6 separate regions of the Mus musculus genome follow, and all the other regions are linked to region 5. Evidence: chromatin loops called from intact Hi-C (ENCODE). Cell type or tissue: heart. All regions are shown on one strand. Region 1 overlaps Parva (parvin, alpha). Region 2 overlaps Parva (parvin, alpha). Region 3 overlaps 4930543E12Rik (RIKEN cDNA 4930543E12 gene). Region 4 holds the start of Tead1 (TEA domain family member 1). Region 5 overlaps Micalcl (MICAL C-terminal like). Region 6 overlaps Parva (parvin, alpha).

What was found. Hi-C counts contacts between places; a loop is a spot of excess contacts. Peaks named below come from ENCODE experiments on the same cell type or tissue, not always from the same donor. Only the 100,000 strongest peaks of a DNase experiment are listed, where the experiment ranks them.
Region 1: it touches region 5 in a loop (2.2-fold over the local background); 3 of 42 quality-filtered maps call a loop at or near these places.
Region 2: a loop joins it to region 5, with 2.3 times the contacts of the local background. A loop is called at or near these places in 4 of 42 quality-filtered maps.
Region 3: it touches region 5 in a loop (8-fold over the local background); 12 of 42 quality-filtered maps call a loop at or near these places.
Region 4: a loop joins it to region 5, with 2.9 times the contacts of the local background. A loop is called at or near these places in 10 of 42 quality-filtered maps.
Region 6: a loop joins it to region 5, with 5 times the contacts of the local background. A loop is called at or near these places in 12 of 42 quality-filtered maps.

The regions. Positions count from the first base shown.
Region 1 is chr7:112,573,201-112,577,200 of GRCm38, forward strand. Parva (parvin, alpha) reads left to right here. Exons shown (of 13, transcript NM_020606.5): 8 at 2,155-2,174; 9 at 3,200-3,261; 10 at 3,736-3,804. Among named protein-coding and RNA genes, the nearest start is that of Parvaos, 40 kb to the left of the region's middle. In heart, no CTCF peak of the experiment used is centred here; no DNase peak of the experiment used is centred here.
Region 2 is chr7:112,559,482-112,563,481 of GRCm38, forward strand. Parva (parvin, alpha) reads left to right here. Exons shown (of 13, transcript NM_020606.5): 5 at 448-588. Among named protein-coding and RNA genes, the nearest start is that of Parvaos, 26 kb to the left of the region's middle. In heart, no CTCF peak of the experiment used is centred here; a DNase peak (open chromatin) is centred at 2,220.
Region 3 is chr7:113,130,604-113,134,603 of GRCm38, forward strand. All of the region lies in intron 2 of 4930543E12Rik (RIKEN cDNA 4930543E12 gene), which reads right to left. Among named protein-coding and RNA genes, the nearest start is that of 4930543E12Rik, 9.4 kb to the right of the region's middle. In heart, a CTCF peak has its summit at 1,763 (motif pointing left); DNase peaks (open chromatin) are centred at 1,761 and 3,578; H3K27me3 peaks cover 70 bases.
Region 4 is chr7:112,677,357-112,681,356 of GRCm38, forward strand. Tead1 (TEA domain family member 1) reads left to right here and starts at 2,000. Exons shown (of 13, transcript NM_009346.4): 1 at 2,000-2,370. In heart, a CTCF peak has its summit at 1,505; DNase peaks (open chromatin) are centred at 1,235, 1,905, 2,695 and 3,675; H3K4me3 peaks cover 3,215 bases; H3K27ac peaks cover 3,620 bases.
Region 5 is chr7:112,398,664-112,402,663 of GRCm38, forward strand. The region is part of intron 7 of Micalcl (MICAL C-terminal like); the gene reads left to right. The region is part of intron 1 of Gm51494 (a long non-coding RNA gene); the gene reads right to left. Among named protein-coding and RNA genes, the nearest start is that of Gm51494, 14 kb to the right of the region's middle. In heart, no CTCF peak of the experiment used is centred here; a DNase peak (open chromatin) is centred at 1,668; H3K27ac peaks cover 516 bases.
Region 6 is chr7:112,464,159-112,468,158 of GRCm38, forward strand. The region is part of intron 1 of Parva (parvin, alpha); the gene reads left to right. Gm45998 (a long non-coding RNA gene) reads left to right here. Exons shown (of 2, transcript XR_001778261.2): 2 at 105-1,751. Among named protein-coding and RNA genes, the nearest start is that of Gm45998, 15 kb to the left of the region's middle. In heart, a CTCF peak has its summit at 1,941; a DNase peak (open chromatin) is centred at 3,683; H3K27ac peaks cover 1,700 bases.

The sequences.
Region 1 (4,000 bases), 170 kb after region 5:
CCCACCCCCTGCCAAAAGCTAACGAGCATGAAATCATCTCCTTTGGTAGACATGAGGCCGATCTGAATTGTTAAACTTCAAAAAGATGACTTTTTCCCCACTTTCCTTCTTAAATCCTATTTATTTGGTCACGAGACATGACTCAGAAAGCCCTCTCTACTTTACAGGTGACTTTTGAGTTTTGATTTGTTTGGTTATCCTATTTGTTTTTAGAATTTTAAAAATGAGGAACTAGAAAAAGGTTTGCCATGAGGGTGGGAAGATGGTTCCATTGACAAAGTGCTTGCCACCCAAGCATGCCTGAAGACCCGAGTTCAGCTCCCCAGCATCCGTGTTAAAGGCCAGACACAGCTGTGTGCACCTTTTCTCCCACCACTGGGGAGGCAGAGATGGGAGGCTCCTGGAGCTCCTGGGCTAAGCAACCCAGCCAAATCAGGAAGCTCCTGATACAGTAAGAGATTCCGTCTCAAAACCACTGGACGCTGGCCTCTGGTCTCCACTCAAGCACTCTCTAACCAAGAGCAACATGAGTCAGATCTGTGGCTATGGTGACCATAGTGATTTCAAAAAGGCCCAGCAGTGGGTAGAGGTAGAGAATGGCCCTTCCCACTACACCTGTTATATGACTTGTGGAGACTCCATCATGAAGCCACCCCATCTCTCCCAGGTCCCACCCTAGTCACCAGTAGTCACATGGCTGGCAGGATGTCAAATGCCTTTGGCATGACTTTGAGGGTTAAGAGGCAAAGCCACCTCAGGTCCAGCTTCACTGTCCTACCTGGATCTCCTGTCCCATGAGGGATGCTTTGTGCCCACTGTCTCATCTTCTGGAAAAGAGAACAGACCAAGCAGGGAAGTGTCCTGGAAGAAACTGCCGGGCTTGGGGGGTAGGGACAGTTAAGATTCTAGAAGAGTCTTTTCAGCTGTGCATTAGGGTTTTATGGTCCCCGTTTCTCTGCCACAAAAACATGAGTGAAGCTTTCATAAGGACAGCCCAGTGCAGTTTGTGCAAGTCTTTTCTGTATTCGGGTGCAGCAGGCGTGTCCTCCACCCCAGGGCAAAGAAAGAAACTGAAGGCTAGTTCATCTAGCTGGCTTCTACAGCATCACCATTCTGTATAGGAAAACCATACACAAATAGTCACTTAGTGGGTGTTAGATACGCAAGTGAATAAGCATATCCTAACAGTCATAAGAACTAGCAATGTACTAAGAAAAGAATGAGGTCAGCAAGATGGCTCAGCAGGCAAAGGTGCTTGCTCCCAAGCCTGAGTTCACTTCCTCAGGATCCACATGGCAGAAGGAAAGAACCAACTCCTGCAAGTTGTCTCTGACTTACACATGCACACAGACACACGCACACACACTTACATGCACGCACCCATACACACACACACACACACACACACATACACACACACTGTAATATTTGTTTTAATATTTAGGACATTTGCAGTGCACTAGAAATTATAATAAAATCTTTCTAGATGCCGAATGCTCGGAGCACACATTATTTTCATCTTAGAAATTAAAAGATCCACAGACCAGAGAGGTTCAAGAGCTTGCCTGAAGTCCCACAGCATCTAAAACGGGTGTGTCCTGTGACCTGTCTCTGCTGCTTACGCTCAAAGAACATGACTGTTTCTTTGCCAAAGAGTGAAGTTCAGGTTCCTGTCCTCTCTGAGACACTGTCCTGGAGCAGTGACAATTGTCATTTGGGGGCATCACAGGATGGCCAGGAGCAAGACAAAGCTGACCTGCAGGCAGTCAGCCACAGAACCTGGACAGTGAAACTTCTCACAGGCTGCTCAGAGCTCCTGGCAAGGTGTCTTAAGCCTCTGCTCCTGTGTCTGTCGGGGCTACAGGGAAGAAGGAGCATTTAAGCATTGCTGTAGCAGATCTTGCACTAACACCAGTAATCTTCCTGACATGGCATAAGAGTCTCTGGGGAGTAATTAGAGACAGCATGGGATCAAATGCCAGAGAAGGTAGCTTTTGTAACTTGACCAAGGCCAGGTTCGCACAACTAGGGAAGGTGCAGCCCTCACAGGAAAGGGAGCCATCCCAAAGCCAGCAATATGTTGTCTCAAGTAGCCCAGGCTAACCCCAAACTCAAGCCTACCACATAAGTGAATTCTTTCTTCTTTTCTTCCAGGGCCCTTTCCGGAAGGCATGGTGAGTGTCATGAGCTTGTCTAGCTTCTGTGGTCTCGGTGAAGCTACTTGTTTCTGTTGTCTAATGTGTCTCTGTCCCAGCTTGGGACACACTGGCTAGGTGGGGAGGGACAGCTTAGTGACATGAAGAACACTCACTCATCAGCACAGGTCTGGCCCCAGTAGGGCAGACTTACCCTGTGCCTGGTAGTTTAGGAAGAGATATTTGAACACACTCCCTCTTAGTTCCTATTATGGAACCCATCTCCCAGAACTTACACATGCTCATGCATAGACAGACAGACAGACAGACAGACAGACAGACAGACAGACACACACACACACACACACACACACACACCTTCCTAGCAGTCTTAGCTTTGCCCATTAGTGCCCAAATGGAAAAGTCTGGCTTTGGGTTACAGTCCTTCCCCAAGCCTGCTTGCTTCTGGAACTGCCCTCGTGCCCTTCCACTAGGTCACCTCTGGTTCTAGGAATCTCCCTGCCCAGAGCATGGCTTGGCTCTGTTCTGTCAGCCTCATTCTGCTTACCTCATGAAATAGTTCTACTCTACTAAAAACTGCACTGGGAGGACAATGTTGTAATCTATGGAACACACGTTTTCATACCTACTATGCACCTGAGGAAAGCTTATCTTTCAGATGATGTTTTGTAGAAAGGGAAACTGAGGCACAGGGAGGTTGACAGACTTAGGAGCCCCCCAGAGAGAGCCTCTTATTCTGTCCTGGAAGGCACTGGACTGTCTCCTTACTTCTGCCCCTACGGGCGTAATTGTTTCGAAAATTAGCCCAAACAGTTTGGTACTTGGATGACTCATGACTAGAGATGTCAGAAACACTTTAGAATTGTGCCTGCATTGGGATATGGAGGGATGGGCGTGAGGAGAAAAGACCAAGCCAGGGTCATTCTGCTTAGAAACATGTCGCCTGACAGACACACAGACAAGGGCCCTGGTAAGAACTGGCCAGCGATTCCCCATGGTAACCAGCTACGTGCTTCACTGCATGGTGTGTGTTTCCATTTCAGAACGTGATGCCTTTGACACGCTGTTTGACCATGCACCAGACAAACTCAATGTGGTGAAGAAGGTGGGTCTATGATGTGTAGGGGCAGAAGAGATAGGGCCCCACAGTATGTGAGGAAGTCCCAGCTTGCATGTGGGGTGTCCTGGACATCTTTTCCCTCTCTCTGACAATGGCTAGTCATCCAGGATCAATCTTCTCTCAGCAGGGTCCCTACCCTGTCTTCTTGCTTACACTGACCCTGCTCCTCACACAGAAGCCTTCCTCCCCCTGGGCACAGGAGGCGGTACCAAAGCAGGGATCAACAAGAGGGACCCAGAGGGCCATTCTGTCTCTTGCTCTCTTCTCAATTCCGCTTCTGCCCCCACTGACCCCAAATCAGATATTCTACCTGTGATCCTGTCTCTCAGGGCTCCCTTGTCCCTTTCAGCCAAAACCCTGTATGTCACATGGGCTGCCTAACGAAGAGCCAGGGCCTCTCCCTGTGACCCCAGGGCACTGTTACACATCTAGGTTGGTACCTTTGCATTTCTCTTTCAGACCCTCATCACGTTCGTGAACAAGCATCTGAATAAACTGAACTTGGAGGTCACAGAACTGGAGACACAGGTTGGTGACAGCTCCAGAGACCCAAAGCTTTCCGGGCAAAGGGATGAGATGTGAGATGTATTCTTTTCAGAGAGGAACCAGATGAGAATTTTTCACCCAGCTGGATTGTCTACGCTGTATGTGACACACAGCACGTGGTCAAGCTCTCTCTCTCTCTCTCTCTCTCTCTCTCTCTCTCTCTCCACGTCTGAATATC
Region 2 (4,000 bases), 160 kb after region 5:
CTCTACTGGGTTGGGTTTTTTTGGGGGGAGGGGGTTATTTTATCACAGCAACAAAAAATGGAATTAGAATGGACCGTAAATTAAAATCTTTGAATAAAAATCACATCCATACTGAAAATATCCGTACTTTTCTTGTCATGATTCTATAAGCAATATAAAATGACAGTATATAATGGCCTTTATATTGTATAAGGTATTTGAATAATACAGAGACGCCTAAAGCATACAAAAGGATTGCATAGGATTGCAAACACCCGGCCATTTTTGACCGGACACTCAAACACCCCCAGATTTGATTATGTGGGGTGGGACCCCAGAACAGTCCTAGGCTTTACTGTAGAGATGTGGTCATTGTGTGTTGTCATAGGTGAACGCGTGAAAGAATAGGCACAACTTAGGTTTTCTGTGACCCAGGATAACAGCTGCTCTTTTCCCTTCCCACTGCAGAGAAACTGGAGAGTGAGAAGCTCAACGTGGCCGAGGTTACGCAGTCGGAGATCGCCCAGAAACAGAAGCTACAGACTGTGCTGGAGAAGATCAATGAGACCCTGAAGCTTCCTCCCAGGAGCATCAAGTGGAACGTGGACTGTGAGTTAGGAGAGGAGGACTGTGCAACGACACTAGCCCCTAAGGGTCCCCCACCATTCCTAAACTGTCACCTGGGACGCCAAGTCATTTCTCTTTGAGAAATAACCTTTGACAGGAAAGATAGCCTATCATACAAACCCTTGGGGGTGGAAATAATAATAAAATGTCCAGGTCTGTGTTCCTTTGTCTGGAAGGCTTTCAGGTCAGCTTGGTAAGGAAATGATGTGTTCCGGAAGGCACTTCCGAGGCCCACACAGCCTGCTGAGAGCCGTGCTGTCTCCAGCATGTAGGAACTTGGGGAAGCTGAGGGTCACAGGTCCAAACAGCTGAGAGGCCAAGAGTGAGGCTTCAGTTCTGCCCACACCCTGTCACTTCTACCCTGCTCCTCAGAAGGAGTACAGATACCAAGCACTAGAAAGGGTTTGTTTTAATGTTTTATTTACTAGAGAGATAGACAGACAGACAGACAGACAGACAGACTGACTGACACATAGCAGGGAAGGGGGAATGTTCATGCCATGGTACATATCAGGATACAACTTTATAGAGTCAGTTCTCTCCTGTTGCTGTACATGGATTCATTTGCTTGACTGCTTCTACTCGGCTTGAGTTCTTCTCCACTTGCAGAGTTCAGCACCCCTGCCTAGGGAATGGTGGCCCCCGTACTGGGTAGTCTTGCGGCTATGAGGTCACTTACAGTGAAGGCAGATCATTTCCTTTCCTAGGTTTGAAGACATAATTTTTAACTCCTAAGTGGGGGAATCCATTTTAAGTCTTATAAATGGGATGGGTAACCTCTGCCACATTTCTATTACATCAGTTAGCTTACAGACACAGAGGCCAATCCAGTGCAACCAATCTTTTACTGAGACTCTCTTCCCAGGTGAATCTGATTCTAGGTCATGTCAAGTTGACAGTCATTCGCCAGGCTATACAGCAAGCACCTTTACAGACTGAACCATCTTTCCACCCCTACCTAGTACAGGACTTTTTAAGTTCCACCTTTCACAGGTAGTAGAGCTCAAAGATTTCAGAAAAATATAGAACCATTTATTCTTTTTTAATATTTTTATATGCAATATGCATAGGTGTTTTGTCTGATATAGAGCCCACAAAGGCTAAAAGAAGGTGTCAGCTCCCCTGGGACTGGAGCTCACAAACAGTTGTGAGCTGTTGTGTGGGTAGTGGGAATCAAACCTCAGTCCTCTGGAAGAGCAACTAGTGCTCTGAACCTCTGGGTCATCTCCCCAGCCCAGGGAACATTCATTCTTTTGCAGCCTCAAGATGCCTTGGCATCTGATAGAAACCCAAAGTCAGATTCAACAGTAAATGAATGGGTCACATGACACTAGCAATGACAGCCAATCCCTAATCAGGGAGTTTTCTGATTTTTCTCTTTGTAAATAAACAAATGCATGTTTTTTTTTTACAGTGAGAATAAAATGGTTAGACCGTGTTTGGATCTAAGTATTAGAATCCTCCTCCCCCACCAGTGACCTCATAGCTGCCAGGAGCTGTCTTCTGTCCTCATTTCTGACATCTGCCATTGGAGCCAAAACACCCACTACCTCCTTCAGCATAATTATACCACTGCTGGCATAGAACAGTGTGATAAGCTGGGAACAGGGCATTCTCTGCTTACCCAAAGTCACCTGAGGGTTGAGGACAGGACCTGGCTTTAGGCCCCAGAGGCTGCCCTGCTAAGGAGCCCTATTTCCCTGTGTACCTGGGAAATTAAATCATGGTCAGAAAAGGAGACATGAGGCCGAGCATATGACTTACTGGGTAAAGTGCTTGCCTCGCAAGCCTTGGATAGAGCCCCAGTGCCCATTTATTTTTAAAAACTTAAAAGCTCAGAGTAGTGCCACTTACCTGTAATTTCAGTGCTCATGAGGCAGAGACAGGAGAGCTCTGGAATTCTCTGGCCAACCCTGGCTAAGTGAGTCACTGAACTCCAGGTTCAGTGAGAGATGCTGTCTCAAAAATACAAAGTGGATGGAGCATTGAGGAAAACACTTGATCGCCTGATATTGACCTCTGGCCTCACACATATACAGCACGCATACACACACACACACACACACACACACACACACACACACACACTTTGCAAGCTGGCTGCTAATATCAGAGGGATTTAGTTGGATGTCTTTGCTGTCTCTCTGTTTACTTCTTGTGAATTAGTCTCCCTGGCTGGATCTCCAGAATGGAGATGGATTAGCGGGTCAAAAGAGATAATTATTCTCTTGGCTGCTCCCTGTGATGCCTCAGGGCATCAAGAAGAGCTGGATCTTGTTTACAAGAAGAAGCAGTGTGTTCTAGAAGGAACAGAGCAGGCACAACTCACAGGGAGAAGTTCTCTCCTTTCTCTCTAATCGGGCCTGACTGTGCGTTTGGGGACACGGTGTCGCCTTTATGCTCAGGACAAGGGTGGCAGGGACAGGCTGCTGAGTTACCAAGGTCTTTGATCTAGGACTTTAGGGATTTCTTTCTTTCCTGTTCATGAACAGTATTTTTTTACTATTGAAAATTTAGAAAATGCCAGTGTATAAAAACATTGAAATATCAATGTCCATTTCAATCCTCTCAGCACTCGCTCACCCAGCTCAGGTAATTCTTTCCACCACCCTCATCTCCCAGATGGGGAAATCAAGGCACAGAGGAGGTATGACACTACAAATGTTTATACCAGGGTCAGGAAGTCTAGCGTCTTCCGCTATCGCTTCCCCAGAGCAAGGAAGGGTGACTGGTACAGTCCATGTCCCCTGAAGGAGCACTGCTGCCCTGCCTACAGAGTGATGACAGGGGAGCCAGGAATCTGATTCAGAGAGCCACTTGCAGAGCCAGGCTGTGCACTGACTGAGCCTGTGTACGAGGCCTCCACAGCTGCCTACCTAGAGATGGGCCCTGAAAATTTTGGAGTATTACTGCAAGGTGTGTGTTTGTCCATCTGTGGGTGTCTGTGTGTGTAATAAAGAGTGTCTAGAACATGCTTTTTGTTTTCTCACATATGAATACACATGGATGCATGTATAGATAGGAATCTCCCTGTATCCTAAGGGGATGTCTTTCAACATGCCGGGGGATGCCTGCACCGTGGGTAGCTGTCCACATTGCGGGCACAGACACACAAATGGAATAGCTTTTCCATCTTTTTCATTATTTTAAGTTAGCATGCAAAGTACAGAGTTATGATGCTGTGCCCTTTCATACCTTTGTGTCACTCATCAGCTCTAACTCCTCCTCCTCACCCACTGCTCTCTCCCTCCTTCCTGCCCCCTCTTGCTCACTCCTTCCTCAGCCCAGATAGTACCTCATTCTGTTTTCATGTCACATGCATCCCATTCCCTCTCTTCTCCCCTGTCCTTTAAGATCTCGTCCTCCTCCTTCTTCTCCTCCCTATCTCACACGC
Region 3 (4,000 bases), 730 kb after region 5:
ATCCCGCCAGCCCTCAGCTGACATTTTTGTAATAGCAAAGCGTTATCAAGGAAGGGGCTGACACATTGATTTATAGTTCATCGCACATGATAATAATCTCATAATGCTGCTGCAAGGAGCTTCGAGGAACACGCATACTCCCAACACACAGCTCTCAATCACACCAGTGCATAATGGGAGTTTTCATAATTTATCAGTTCAGGGCTAATTGGATTTGTTGAAAGGTAAAAAAAAAAATCCAATTGTTCTTTCCTGTCACCTCCAATGTTATTGATAGAAAGTCTTCCTTGTCAGCAGACTCTGCATTTGCCACAACTGGGTGACTAGCACTCGGTGAGCTTTTGTGTTCCCAGAGTCAGATTTCCATGTCATTAGAATACATTAAGCCACAGCCTTTAAAGTGTCATTTGAACCATATCTTTGTCACAGATCCATCCAACACTTGCAAGCCAGCAAGAGTGGTGGCTAAAACACTGGACTTTTAGACCAAGCAACCTCAAGGGCTACTTTATATGGAGCTTATCCAGCACTCACAGAAGGGTGGGGATACCGGGCTGCTGTTTCTGTCAGCTTTAGAAACTGTGTCTGGATTCCAACATTGTCAAACCTTGGGGGAGGGGGGTTGTTGCTGTCTGTATGTGAGTCCCACATAAGTTGGTAGATTTGTTTCTTCATTATTTCTACAAGTGGAAACATAATGGGTTTAGGGGTGCGTGTGTGTATGTGTATGTTTGCATATGTGTGTGCATATGTGTGTATGGCACACATATGGAAGTCTGAGGACAACCTGCAGACTTGGCTCTTTCCTCCTGCCATCTGGAACCTGACGATCTGACTAAGTGTATCTCAACTTCCCAATGACCCTTTAATACAACCTCATGGGGTGACCGCTAACTATAAAAATATTTTTCACTGTTACTTCCTAACTATAATTTTGCTATTGTTATGAATCATAATGGAACCATCTGATATGCAACCCTTGTGAAAGGGTCCTGCCACCCCAAAGGGGTGGAGACCCACAGGTTCAGAACAGCTGCTTGGAAGGCTGGGCAGCCAGCCTTTACCTGCTGAGCTTCACACACCTGAAGCTGATGTGCGAAGCGTCCTCTTTGAGTCACTGCTGTGAATACTTTTCACCATCGCTTACTTCTCTTGCTGTGAGTGGTTTACTACCGCTGTACTCAGAAAGGTCCTGTCTTCTCTTAAGCAAGCCACGGGAGGGTGGGGGGAGAAGTGGGACACCACACAGGGAGGATGGGGGAGGATTTTAGTCGTCCGTGAGTTACAGTTTATAAAAGTGGTACTGCAGTAACCTCCCTAACTTAACCATTGTGCAGGATTTCAAACAAGCTTTATTAACACTTGAAATGACTTCAAAATAACCACTTAAAAAAACTTCACATTGTCTCAGCTTTTTATGAAGTGTTGAGTTGCAGCCAATCAACTCTAAAATACTGCCTCTTATCTTGTGCCCCCCCCCCCCCTTCTATAAGACAGACCCACAACTTCATACTGGGAACAGCTATGTTAAAAGGCTGTTAAGGTGCTGGAAGTCCCTGGTTAAATATTGCCCAATACCTTCTCTGGATCCTTGCCTAAGAGGAAGGCACCAGTTTCTATGAAGATATTAGAGGTCGTGATAGAGCCATCTTTCATGAGAAGCGTTTAAGGAAGATATCTCAGGAATTCCTCTTGAAAGTGGATTTGAGAACCAGTGTTTCACACACAGCTTTGTGAGGTCTGCCCTGCCCTCTGCTGGTCTTCACGGTAAACGCAGTCACCATCCACGTTTGTTTCAAGTGGATGACAAGAACTTCATTGAGCACCTTCAGTGTGTCAGGCAACAGGCAGAATGCAGCATCTTGATTTCCACTGAATAGTACCATAATCCTATTGGGCAAAAAATGCTTCTGCTTCCGTTTCAGATTAGAGGAAGACTGTAACAACCCTCAACCAAGCGTTGAGGACACAGAAATGATAATGTTCTGCAACTCTGGTCCTGCCTAACACTAAAGCCCACATCGGTTCCTCTCTGTCTCCTTGCCTCCGACTTGCTTGACTTCCGGCAATGTCTAAGTAGTTACAGTGCATGTTGCTCTCCTTGTTGCAGAAAGCCACACAGACGCACGTGCAAATACAAATGTTCAATATTGCCACAGCACATCCTGAAGGCAAGAGAACCACTCAAATGCTAACTTAGGGAATCAGACTTTGTAGGTGTAGTCGTTTTTTTCCTGGTCAAATGAACACTGCGGCCATGGCTTCTCAGTGTGCACAGGAGTGGACATTGAATGGCAATTTCTCCTTTTCTTTTTTTTTTTAATTTAAAGTTAAAATTTTTATTTTGTGTGTATGATGTATAAGGTGTCTCTGTGTGTGTGTGTGCATCCTACAGTACAAGGGTGGAAGTCAGAGGTCAACTTTTAGGAGCCACTGTCTCCTTTCTCCTTTATATGGGTTCTGGGAGTTGAACTCGGGTCGTCAGAGTTGTTTGAGAAGCACCTTTACCCACTAAGCTATCCTTTTTCTTTCTTCTTTTCTTTAGATAAGGCTTCACTACATAGCCTAGGCTGCTTTCAGAGTTGTGTTTGTTCTGCCTAAGTCTCTCAAATGCTACGATTAGGAGCTGGAGAGATGGCTCAGTGGTTAAACCTATGAGTTGTTCTTCCAGAGGAGCCGGATTCAGGCCGAGCGCCCACGTGGCAGCTCATTACCTGCTGTAACTCTAGTCCCAGGGGAATCCAATTCCCTCTTCTGGCCTGCATAGGCACTGTGCACTATAGACACTGATACAGGCAAATACCCCTACACATAAAAAAAAGTGAAAATTTAAAAATATATATATTATACCTGTGTGTTTCTGTGTCCAGTTGCCTAACTATCTCTAGGTTATCGTCTGGTTCCATGGGAGTGAGATTTTATCAGGCAACTGCTTGGTATAAAAAAAAAAATCACCAGGCTAAGCTACAAGGCCTCAAGGGAGTGAATTTTTAAACACTAGGCACTGGTGTTGCTGTAGGAATTCAAAGGAGCTTCATAGAAACCTTCCATTGTTTCCAGATGCTATGAGATTGACAGAGGAAATCTGGCACAGCCTGACAGAACACGTCCTAGGGTTAGTGGTGATCACAGGAGACTCCTGGTGTGCCTAGGCCTCTGGGAAAGCCATGGATCGCTAAAGGAGTCATTCAAGCCAGCTGTGGTGTTCTAGGCTCATAGTTTGTGGTCTTTGATTGCTATGTATTTGAAACATTTCACCCCGGAACAATGTCAGGTCATATCATAGTGGATGCAATATCCTTATTTATTGTCTAGCACTTCACTTCGTGCTTCGTAACTGTCAGTCACACTGTTGGAATGGAAGTACAATATATGCAAATTTTTTTCCAAGGGAACTTTCTCTCCAAATCCCCAACTGGGTCTCATGAGAACAACCTTCCTGTTGTGATATCAGATCTCTGAGTGCAGTCATCTTCCAAACACATCTGCTGGCTGGGACAGCAGGGACTTTCCCAGCTACTACTGGGCACTTCCGTGGCATGATGCAAGGGCTGTTCCTATGCAAAAGCATCAGGGTGGGGAACAGGACACAGGCAACTAGGTTAATGACAAGCAGTGTGGAGTGGCGGGTTAGAGCTCTGACCAGTGGATTCCCCAGCGGGGCTAATTCCTTGTCTTAATCTAGAATCTCAGTGCTCTCCTTTATTTTTGTTTTTGTTTTTAAAGAAAACAAAGCAAAACAAAAGAAAACAAAAACAACTCTGGTTTAAAATCTGGCTCAACCCTCAGGATGGTCAAATCTACTAATCAAGGAGGCTACAGGTTATCAGCAAAGAACAGAACAGTTGTTAGGCCCTTAGTAAGTAAGAAAGAGACCACAAGAATGGTTATTGAAATATCCAAAGCATAATGATAAACCTGGACTTTATCAGGCAAGGGAATCACTACCACCCCAGGCCAGAAGGAAGGGAGGGAGGGAGCCAGTCTGTTGCTTGGCAGA
Region 4 (4,000 bases), 280 kb after region 5:
AGACATCTAGTTAATCAGGTCCCCACCCCCCAGTCCCCCCCCCTTTTCTTTTTTTGTCTCCCTTCTCCTCTTCCAGAGAGGATCCAATTCTTTAGTTCAGGATTTCCTCAAACTCTCACCAATCCTCCTGCCTCAGCCTCCTGAATGCTGGGATTATATTGCTACTGTGTCCGGCTCCAGCTGAACAGGCTTCCTTGGAGAAAAGGTTTTTAGCATACATATCAAAGAATATGTGTTTTGATGGAAATAAGCTGTAGAACGTACAGGCCGAGGAGTTATAGCATATCATGATTAGCTTTGGAAGTTTGGCCAAGGATTCTTAGCTTAGTAGAAATGAGAGAACACCAAATTGTCAGGAGCAACTGGAGTCTGAAGGGTAACTGGCCTGTCATGGGCAAGATAAATACTGGTTTAGAAATGTACCCACTGGTAGGCTCGCCCTGCTACCAGACATAAAAATCTCTTATTTATTTATGTTTACAAATGTTTTACCTGCACGTGTACACCATGTTTGTGCCTGGTGCTCCTGGAACTGGAGTTACAGACTGTTGAAAGCGACCATGTGGGGAACCTGACAGGAGCCTGGTCCTCTGCAGAGCAGCAAGTGCTTTTAACTGCTTCTGGCGTTTTCTGCCCTCTGTCTTATTCGCTGGTGTTAATGGAAGGCTATCTGGAAAAGAGACATACACCTGCCAGAGTTTTAAAGGGAAAAATCGTCGTGTATTTTCTAATACTCTGCTCGGGTGTGTGAAGTTCTTACTGTCAACCTGTCACATTACTGCATAGTAACTGGAAATAATACACATTTGTACCTGATTGCGGTGGACATCTACACAGGTGAGAAATTATAGAATGTATAGAATTAAAAAAATACACAGTGATGTGTACAAGTTGATCTGGAAAATCTGCTCGAAAATTAATACCCTGGCTGGGATATAATTTTGGTTGACAGGCGTGGGGAAGAGCTGAGTGAAGCGAACAAAGAATGTCTCTGTATTACTTTTTACAACGGCATGGGAGTCTTCAATTCTCTTGACGTATAATTTTAAAAATGCATTAGAGAAAGATATTTCTGCCTTTAAAACGCACTGGTAATCGTTGTTTCCGATCAAACGCGCTCAGTGAGTCCCATTGGCTTTCCTGAGTTATGCACACTCCAGGAATCCTCGGGCACAAAACAGGCGCCATTAGTTTGTTCTGAAGCCAGAGCTGAAAGAAGGAAGTCCCGGTGCGGGAAGGGCCGGCTCCTTTCTGGGAAACTACGGACTGCTACCGGCCCAAACTGCCAGCATGTCTGTCCCAGCCTCCGTTAACTTTACCGGAGTTTCTCAAGTACTGAGGCGCCGTCCACTCCAAAAAGAGTTCAAACCTTTTATGATTGATTCTCACTTTCTCCATAAAGGGACGGCACAAAGCTGCTTTTTGCAGCCAGGCAAGACTTTATTTATTTTATTTAACCGGGTGCAGGATTTCTGTAGACTCAACTCGCAGCACGAGTGAGCTTCACTTCTAGAAAGACAGGGCAGGAGGCGGGCGAGGACTCCGTGACGCTCCAACCCGGAGTTCGCAAAGCCCAGAATTTGCGCGAGCACCCCGAACTTGGGTAAAGCGAAACGGCTAGAGGAGGAGTGGCGGGCTGGGGAAGCCGCCCACTCCGGCCTCAGTTTCCTGAAGAGCAACCTCCCTTCCAGCCTGGGAGCGTCGTTGCCTGTGCAAACCAGGAGGGGGTAAACTGAGGCACAGCAGGCGGAGGGCGCACACCCGGCATTCCTAGTATCCGGCCGCCCCGCCTCGGACCGCACAAAGCCCTGAGCCCCCGCCATCGCGCGCGGCTCGCTCCCCCGTGGGCGCCAAGTCCCGCCCCACGCGTCCCGCCCCACACCATGACGTCACCGCGGCGGCAGGCCCCGCCCCATCCAGGACCCGGCGGCATGACGTCACCGAGGCCCCACCCCTCCGGAGCGAGTTCGGTCCTGGCGTTCATTTCATTCCTGTCCTCATTCCGCACATTCTTCGCATCGCTCGCGCCGCGCCGCGCCGCCCGAGCCGAGCCGAGCCTCCGCGGCCCCGCCGCCCGCCGCGGGCGCCCCCCAGCACTTCGCACACTCGCTTCCAGCTCGCGGGGAGTCCGCGCGCCGGGGCCCGGGCCCGGGGCGGCCGCGGCGGGGCGCAGGCCATGCGCTGACCCCCCAGCGCGCAGCGTCGCCGGAGCGCGGGCAGCTGCCCCGGCGCGCCCTGCCCGTCCCGGGAGCCGGCGAGGCCGGGTTGGGGCTGCCCGGCGCGGGAGTACCGCAGGGAGTACCGGCTGGAGTAACGCGGGGGCGGCGGCCCAGCGCCCCGAAGTTTGCCGCGCCCGCTCGGGCTGCCGTGGTAAGTTGCGCGCGGGGCGGACTCGGGGGCGCGGGCTGTCTAGGCGTCACCGCGATCGGCGCTTTGTGTGCGGCTCCAAGAGGGGAGCGGCCCCGCCGCCCTGCAAGTTGGGCCGCAACCCTGCGCGGCAACAGGCGGCCCCGCTCGCCTTTCTGCGCGCCCCTCTCTCCAGCGTCCCTCTCCCGCGCACCTCGCTCCTTGCCTGGGAAGCGCCGAGTTTGGCGCGATCGCGGGTGGGAGAGCGTTCGGCGCGCAGCTTAGAGCCTGCAGCCCGGTGACTCCCCCGGCGCCCGGCCCCTTCGGGGTCCGCGCCGATCCGGGCTCCTCCTCCCGGGAGATGAAAGAGGGCTCTCTCGCTCTTGCCGCCTCTCCAGAGCTGCCGCCGCCGCCGCCGCCGCTCCAGTGCACATTCAAGTGGAAAATTTTCAGGAGTCAGCAGAAACATTGTGTCCAAAAAAGACTGAGTCGCACTTACCACCAAACCCGGGAGTAGACTCTCCCTGGAAAACTTCCCCTCGGTAGGAAATACTGGGGGATTTGTTTGTTTATTGGAGGAGATACGATCCCCAGGAGGACCCCAAAAAAAATCTGGGGACACTTTTAGCCTTTGTTCGCGAAAGCACCACTTGTTTTCAAAGTCTAGAGGCCCGTTTGAAAGAAAGTTCAACTTCTAGGAGTTTCCTTTTTCTTTTTTAATGCATTTTTTAAAATAATCAAAGCTACATTTTAAGAAGTGGGGCTCACACTTCACTTATCTTCTTCCCGTGAAAATAAAAGCCAGACTAATTTTCCTCGGTCTTAATCGTCTTCCTTTTTAAAGATTTATTTTAAGTTGAATGGTGTCACCCGTATAAAAATATTTATGAAACAATGAAATACCAGCCACCAGCGTTTCTCAGGAGGCTTGTTAAGTTCTTAGAAGCTGTCTGTGATTTACAGAAATGCAAATTGATCTCAGCGCTGGAAACTTACAGACAGATATTCCAGGAATCGGTAGTGTAGAAAGGCCGGGGTTTTAAAATAGCGCCATTTGAAAGGAGCCGAGGTCCTTGGAACAAAAAGGTCTGTAAATACGATCATATTTCAAAATAGTGAATGGAAAATATTTCAATTCCTACAGATAATGCCAAGTAACAGAATCGCAGTCTCCTTTACGCCCTGTGGCCTGGATTCGTTGTTAGTTTAGGTGGTCTGGTGGCTTAGAGTGTGCCGAGTGCCTGCAGGTGGTTCCCCGGGTGGACAGATCCTTCCCGTTAGGGAGACTCGATCTACCCGGAGCCAAGGGGTAGCTTGTCTGTGCAAGCCTGAGCTCTTGGGTGGGGGCTAATCTGCCTTGAGACTGAGGCTGGGAATAGTCCTCAGGCTGTACAGACTGTGCCAGGGGCTTCCGCCTTTCAGCGGAGTCTGCGCTTTTCTGTGAATAGCAGGATCTTTGGGCCCAAGCGCATCTGAATGCTTATAAGGGCCAGACTTAGATCCAACTTTGGTAAGAATCTTTCCTCTTTAGAAGGAAACAGTAGACCCAGTTACAGCACGACTCCGGAAAGACAAATGCGTTTAGCTGAACCTTTGTCAACAGCAAGGTTTTAAATTGATGATTTTAAGGAGGAAAGGCGTATTTTTCTAATCT
Region 5 (4,000 bases):
GTGGACATAGTCCTTGGAAAATCACTCACTCAACCTCGTAGATCCCTCACCAGAAAAGTGAGCTAACCTTCACTGTGCCAGGTCATTTTGAGAATTCAAGTGCCAGCCCATACATGAAGATGGTCAACAAACGCTACTAATATTCTACAGAACATTCTTGTCCACACAAGACACTTTAAAGGAAATACCCATTCACAGCCAGAAACTTTAAATTATAAACAGTAGATATTTGAAGCTTGTTCTGAGTATCTCCTCCAGTCTCCAAAGGGAAGCTATGTGGAGCCATACCTACAGAAAGGAGGCCAGCTTTCAGTGTTGTCAAAGGCGAATCTGACCAGCCAAAAGATGGATTCTGTTTGTTCCCTTTCTATCCCCAGTAAACTAACTACCCTGTTAGGTTTATAGGTAATTTCTCACCAATGTCCTTGTGAAGGTGACAGATGGAAACCAACAAGGGTCTAGAGATAAATACATACATACATACATACAAACATACATACATACTTACATACATACATACATAAAAGTCAGGTCACAGAGGCCAGCCCCAGAGGAAACCAAGAGGAAACTTTATTAACCAGGCCATCAAAACGAAGACTTGCTAACATACAGTTGGTAATAGGCATATCCCTCTGTGGTTCGATAGTCTATATAGTCCCTTGAAGAGATTGCCTTGCTGCTCAGCGAATGACCAATACTTTATTGGGTTAAGTTGTATTTGAGCTGGCCTCTGCTGCTCCCATTCAAGTGATTTAATGAGAATTATTTAATAGGTATTATTAGGATAATTAGACAATGATCACAGTTAGGCAATAATATTGAATGATCAAGGTTGTGAATAACCAAATTTAGAGGCAGGCCTGCAAACAAGGAGTGGGCTGCGACAGTTAGGCGAGGCCCCTCTATAATGACTGGGGATAGCCTGAAAGGGTCTTTTGTGCCTGGGAGTTATTCATCAGGCCCATTGAATTAGAGGACTGTGCAGGGGAGCAGGGTGGGGGGTGCAGGCCAAGGACCCTGACGTCTGAGCGAAATGAGCTCACCATTGTCATGACAACAATTTTGGCTTTCTTTTAATTTTTTTTGTTCCCCAACAGTCAGAAATGAGTTGCTCCCACCCCAACCCCAGCATAGGGTCCTCCTGCCCCAATTTTTTCAGGAAAAGGAAACAAAGTGAAGCAGAGAGCTAACCATCCACCCAGATGACAAATCAGGACACACTGGATGTCTATGCGTGTGGCAGGTATCTTGGCCCAGGCAACACAGAACTCCTGTGGTTCCCTGTGTCTAAATCACACACACACATACTCAGTGACCTGGATGCCCTGAGTCCCACCTGTGGACAGTCAGACCTGACTTTGTCACCTATTTGGAACTGTTTGGGTTGAGACACTAGACAGTGTTAAATGCTGGAATCACACAGTATGCCCCTGCAAAAGACTACCATGCGGATCTAGGTAGTCTGGTGAAGTCTCATCCTTCTTTCCACATCTGCAGACAGGCGAAATCAAATGCAAAAGAAGAGGGGCCTCAAAGGATGAAAGGTTTATTCCCGGGGAAGCCGGGTGAGCAAGGTCCATCTCCCACAGCCTCCACTTCAGCCAGCAGTTTCTCCTTCACAAGGCTAGCAAAGACAATGTAGATGCTGGAGGCTGCCAGCAGAGGGCAGCAGCACACACATTATGAATGATTTAATGGCTCTCCCAGCCAGGAAGAGAGAAACAATTTGTCTGCTACTCTGTGGTTTTCATCTTTGTTGCCGAGGAACCCAAGAAATGCCAGTTTCCTGCCTTATGTGCCAGTGTGGGATTCTGGACGGAGCACAGAGATGAGTCAGGAGTCCCCGAATGCAACTTGACGTCATCAGCATTCTGCAGTTTCTAATCTCTCAAATTTTCCCATCTGTAAAATGGGACTAATAAATCAACCTGCCTTCTAGAGATGGTAGAGATAGATGAAAGAGGAAATGATAATGGCGGAGCAGGGAAGAGAAGATGAGGCCCAGAGTTCAATCCCCACATTCGCATAAAACCCTTGATGTGGCAGCCCAATCCTGATGCTGAGGAAGTAGAGGCAAGAGGACCCTGGGGCTGGCTAACCAGACAGTTCAGTCATATTAGTGAGCCCCAAGTCCCAGTACACACATACACACACACACACACACACACACACACACACACACACCTTTAAGTGAAGCACTTGATTAATGGGCCTATCACATCTTAGAACTTCACAAGGATGGATTCTTCTCTTTTGTTTTGAGTTTCTCTCCATCCTTATAAAACCCAGCCAGGTGGCTGGTCTTCTCTTAGCTCGAGTCCATCTGTTTATCCATTCATTCACGTACATTTATAACTAACTCTCTCCTCCAGATGAGTTTAAGCTGATTTCTACATGCATATAGGCCACAGATTTCACATGTTTGACCATATATGGATCTTGAAGGAAGTCATGCTTAGTGGCTCAAGCCTGAAATCCTCTCAGGAGGCTGAGGCAAGAGGATGAGAAGTTCAAGGCCAGCCTTGAACTAAACCTGTCTCACAAAGAAGGAAAGGAAAGAGAAGGAAAGCGGGAAAAGAGGAGGAATAACTTCATGTAGATTCTGAAATTTCATGTTACATTGATGTACTTATAATTTCATGTGTGTTCGTGACTCACATGCCATGGCCTGTCATGGCACACAGAGGGCAACTTGTAGAAGTTTGTTCTCTCCTTCTACCATATGGCTTCTTAGGATCAAATCAGGTTATCAAGCTTGGAGCAAGTGACATCTCACCAGCTGGCCTGTTTGGTGGTTGTTGTTGTTTTAGAGATGTGTGTGTGTGTGTGTGTGTGTGTGTGTGTGTGTGTGTGTGTGCATAGGTACCTATGGAGGCCAAAAGCGAGAATTAGATTTGCTGGGGCTGAAGTCCTAGGCAGTTGTGAGTTGCCGGTCACCAAACAGCAAGTGCTCTTACCTACCGAGCCGACCCTCCTGTCCCCAGAGTAGATTCTTATTGTCACTCCCAGCACAATAGCAACTGACTGAAACAGATCGACAAGCAGACAAAGCCTGTGGTGTGGAGGACTGCCTGTTGACAGTTCGCCATCATTTGGGAATGGGGTCTGGGGAGCAGATGCCCTTTAGATAATCTCTGTTAGTCTCTGAATGGAAAAGCATCGAGTCCAAGGTTACACTCCTTGCCAGCTGTCCCGTGTGGTCGATTTCTGAGGAAGCAGCTCAAGGGAGGAATGAGATCTCCGCAATTGTCCAGTACAGGTGGACCATAGGGTTGGAGCCAAAGGTAATGTTAACCCTGTATTCAAATAGAATATTGTCAGAAAAGAACTGGGCCCTTACAGAGCCTTTCCAGGAGTCGCTCAAATCCAAAATTACTGAAGCAAGCAAATATTTTGGCCTGATTTTTCCCAAATCCATCGAAGGCATTGCTGAAGTCCAATGCTTCCAATGAACAGAACTTGTGCTTCTTTATACCACGAACAGCAGGAGCAGCATCATGGTGGCACAAGAGGCCCCAGGTCCCAGGGTATGACACAGTGGGTTTCAATAACATAGCAAAGCTAGTGCCATAGCTAGGAAGCCAGGATAAAGAGCACAGCAGCCTTTATACCAAGCAGTAAATGAGTGGGTTGTACAGTCCGCTCAGTGTGGGGTTCTGAGCTGCACACAATTCTCTTGTAGAGTCACAGGAGAGGCCCAGGCATAAGATGTTTAAACCTTGTGCTTTGCACACTTAGAAAAGACACACACATGCATATGCTCACACTGCACAGAAGACAGCCTCATTCACAGATATCAGTAGCCATGTGTTACATGTCCCCTCTGTCACAGCTTCAGTGGTTATCCTAAAGACACAGGTGTATCCGGTTTAAGGCCCATGGACTGCAGGAGCCCAAGGACAGCTAGAAATGCAGCCCAGCACAAATCATAAACGTACGCTATGAGGGTGTTTGTTTGTTTGTTTGTTGGGTCTCTCACATGTGTAGTTATCTGGTGTAA
Region 6 (4,000 bases), 65 kb after region 5:
AACAATGATTTAAGATGAAGTGTGCATTCTTCCCCGGAGCCCCCTCCCCCAGCTCGCTTCTTCTGCCAGTTGTCTTTCTAACTTGTATCTTCCCTTTGCTTTAGGCTCGGCGCATCCCCTCCTGTGCTCACCCTCTGTCATCCTCTCCTGAGCACACCTGGTCTTGCAGCTCCCCGTGCCTCAGCAGTGAACCCTGCATCTCTGGCTCTTGTTTTGAATTGGTTTTCCAAACTTGATTGAGAATTCCTGGTTTGCAGTGACCACATCCTGTCCTTTTCCTCCGCCTTCAGGCTGAGCACACAGACCGCATGGATTCTGCTGGATTCAGTGATGAGCTGGGCTCTGCTCTATCACTTTTTCTCCCTCCGCACGCCCAGAGCAGAGGACTGCTCGGAGCCGGGCCCATCATCCTTTCTTCTCTTCTTCTCACAGCCATGTCCTCTGACAGAAATAAGATGATACAGAGCATGTCTGCAGAGCATGGGGCCAGCGAGGTGTCTGATGGAGGGTAAAGGTGTTTGCCTCCAGGCCTGATGATCTGAGTTTGATACATATGGTGGAAAGAGAGAACTGACTCCAGCAAATTGTCCTCTGACCTCCACATGAGTGACATAGCACGTTTGTGCCCCTACGTAAACATACAAAAGAAATACTAATGTGATTTTTAAAATTCAGAAGTCAGGCATGGTTCCTATGTTTTAAGTGAGAGACTCTGGAAAGCTGGCCATGTCCCTTCTCACTTCTACATTTCATATTTGTTCTTTTTACAAACATTTATAGGGCACCAACTACATACCAAGTCTTATTTTTAGGAGTGAGGCATACGGCTTTGAACAGGATAGACAGGTATCTGGGCCTCGTAGATGAGATCAGCAGTATCAAACACATGATTGGAGTTGTGAGTAGCCGTGGCTTGCTGGGGAGCATACAGGTGACCAGACAGAAGGGCTAAAGAAGTCCTCTCTGAGGATGTGACCCAAGACCTAAAGGGTCAGGACTGTTCTATGAGAATGTCTTAGTTAGGGTTTTACTGCTGTGAACAGACACCATGACCAAGGCAACTCTTATGAGGACAACATTTAATTAAGGCTAGCTTACAGGTTCACAGGTTCAGTCCATTATCATCAATGTAGGAGCATGGTAGCACCCAGGTGGGCATGGTGCAGGAGGAGCTGAGAGTTCTACATCTTCATCTGAAGGCTGCTAGAAGACTGAGCATCCTCAAGTAGCTAGGAGGAGGACCTCAAAGCCCACCCCCACAGTGACATATTTCCTCCAACAAGGCCACACCTCCTAATAGTGCCACCTCATGGACCAAGCATATTCAGACCACCACAGAGAATCATGAAGATGAATGTCCCAAATGCTCCAGGCACAGACACATGATTTCCAGGACCCCAAAAGCAACAACGTGGAGGTGCTAGAAGACTAGTGAGAGGTGAGGTACTAAAGTCTAAAAGGAGCTTTTAGGAATCTTTTCAAGGACACAGAAAAGCCAGTGTAGGGTCTGAGCAGGGGAGTGTTGTGCTCTGAAGATTAGAGGTGTCCACTTCATTGACTTTGTCTAAAATTAAATAGTTACTGTCCATGTTTGATGAAATGGGGATTTTTGTTTTGTTTTTCTTTTTGGAGACAGGATTATTACCTCCTGTAATTTGACTTGACATGGTCAGTTGTGGGGCCTGAAAGCTGGCTCAAGGAGAGGTGCTTGCCTATAAATCTCTCTACCCCTGGAACCACATGATCAAAAAGAGAGAGAAACTGAGTCCTCTGACTTCCACATGTGCACCTTGGCAAACATGTGTGTGCACACATGCACACACACTCACAAATAAATAGATGGATAAACAAACAAATAAATACTATGATTTGTTTTTAAGAAGACGAGAGTGTGGTAGGTGGCAGATAGGATTAAACACCCTTAAAAGCTTATGGGTTGAAGGTTTGCTCTCCAGCTGGTGGTGCTGTTGAGGTGTGATTGAACCATGGGAGTCCTGTCTTCATCAGTGTGTGAGTCTACACTTAAGTTCATAGCCTAATAGACTGTTGAGAATCAGACCTAGTTGGAGGAATTAAGCCACTGTTGAGTCTTTGGAGAGGGTCCTCTCCCCAGCTCTCCCTCTGCCACGTGGTCAGCAGCTGTCAGGAGGCGCTCTCCTTACACAGAGTGATGGAGCTCCTGCCATGGGCTGAAAACTGTGACACCAAGAATCAGATCAATCTTTTAGTTTTCTTTTCTTTACAGAGCTCTGGTTGTCCTGGAACTCAATATATATAGACCATGCTGACCTTGAACTCACAGAAATCTACCTGCCTCTGCCTCCCAAGTACTGGGGTAAAAGGAATACACCACCACACCCGACCTCAATCTTCTAATTCTTCTTTTCAATGTTTTTCATGGGTTATGAGAAGCTAGGGCAGTCCAGTAAGTAATGGCCCCTCCAAATTCCACATATTAATCCCTAGGGCCTTTCATGATGATGAGAAATTAACAGTAAAAGTCAAATTATCATTAAGGTAATCAATCGAGTGACTGTAGAAATAGAAATGATTTTGAATCATCAGGTGTGTGTGCCCACACTGGCAAGGGACCTTAAAAGTGGAGGAGAGGGACCTGAGAGCTACAGGGAGGTGTGGCCAGGGACGAGAGGTCAGAGATATGTGACAGGACAGACTGTAAACACAGGGTGAGGAGCCATGAGCCAAGCCATGTTGGAGGCCACCAGCACCTGAAAAAGGGAAGGGCAGAGATTCTCCTCAGAGCCTCCAGAAGAGAACATGGGCCTGCTGACGTCCTGACTCCAGCCCAGTGAGACCTATTGTGACTTCTGACCTCCACCATTGTGAAATAATGAATGTGCGTTGTTTTAAGCCACTAAATATGTGGTAATTGGTTGCAGCAGAAAGAGGAATACAAACAACATTTTTGTACCAAATATCCTTAACTGTAGCACATTCTGTTATAACCTTTGGCTGAGAAATTGTAAGTCTGGTTTTTTTTCCAGGTGTAGTGAGTGTTTTAAATCTTAGCACTTGGGAGGCAGAAGCAGATCTCTGTGAGTTCAACACCAGCCTGGTCTACATAGTGAGTTCTAGGCTAGATAGGACTCCATCATGAGAACCTGTTTCAAAAGGAAAGAGGAGGAGGAGGAGGAGGAAGAGGAGGAGGAGGAAGAGGAAGAGGAAGAGGAGGAAGTCTCTTTAGAGAGATTGCTTGCCAGGCTATGTGGAATGATATCATGCCTTTGGAGGAGTGACTGGACTTGCTGACATGTCCCTAGCTTCGAGGAATGCAGATAGCAAGCATTTTTCCAGGTGGCACACTGAGTCCTGATTTTAACTGACCATGGAGACCAGGGGAAGCTACAAAATTCAGGGAGCGTGGTTGGATATGCAGTCCCAGGACCCTTAGTCAGTATGGTCCAGGGACTGTGGATCAGGGATTGGATGGCCCTCAGACTGATGTGGGATCTCCTTTGTTCTGCCTGGGATTCAAGATTTAGCTTCCAAGCCTCCTGTGTGAAACACCCTAGCTCTTTTCAGCTCTCAGGAAACTCCCTCTAAGCCTTTCCCCTCCCTTAGCCAGGGCCCCAGCCAGCTGCTTCGCCTCCTGTGCTGCGGTTGTTTTCCCTTGACTAGCTGTCAGGCCGGTCTGCAGAGGGCCAGCCCAGCCTGTTCCAGGCGTACATTTGGGGCTCAGCCGTGGATACATTTGATTGGTTGTGGCTGGATCCAAGGGGTCCTACACAAGGCCTCTTGCTTTCTCCTTTTAGGGAAGTTGGTTCTCTCTTGCTTGTTTCTCCTCCTCTCTCTGGACGCATCACCGGCAAATCTCAATAGGGCCCAGTGCCCGCAACCAGTCTGTGATTCACGCTGAGCCTGCCAGATTGCTCACTCCAAAACCCGTGTCCTTCCTTCCCTGGACACAGCCGAGGATCCTCCACCACCACAACCATCTTAGCTTCAAATGTGAAAATAAAACAGGGGGAAAAATCACCGT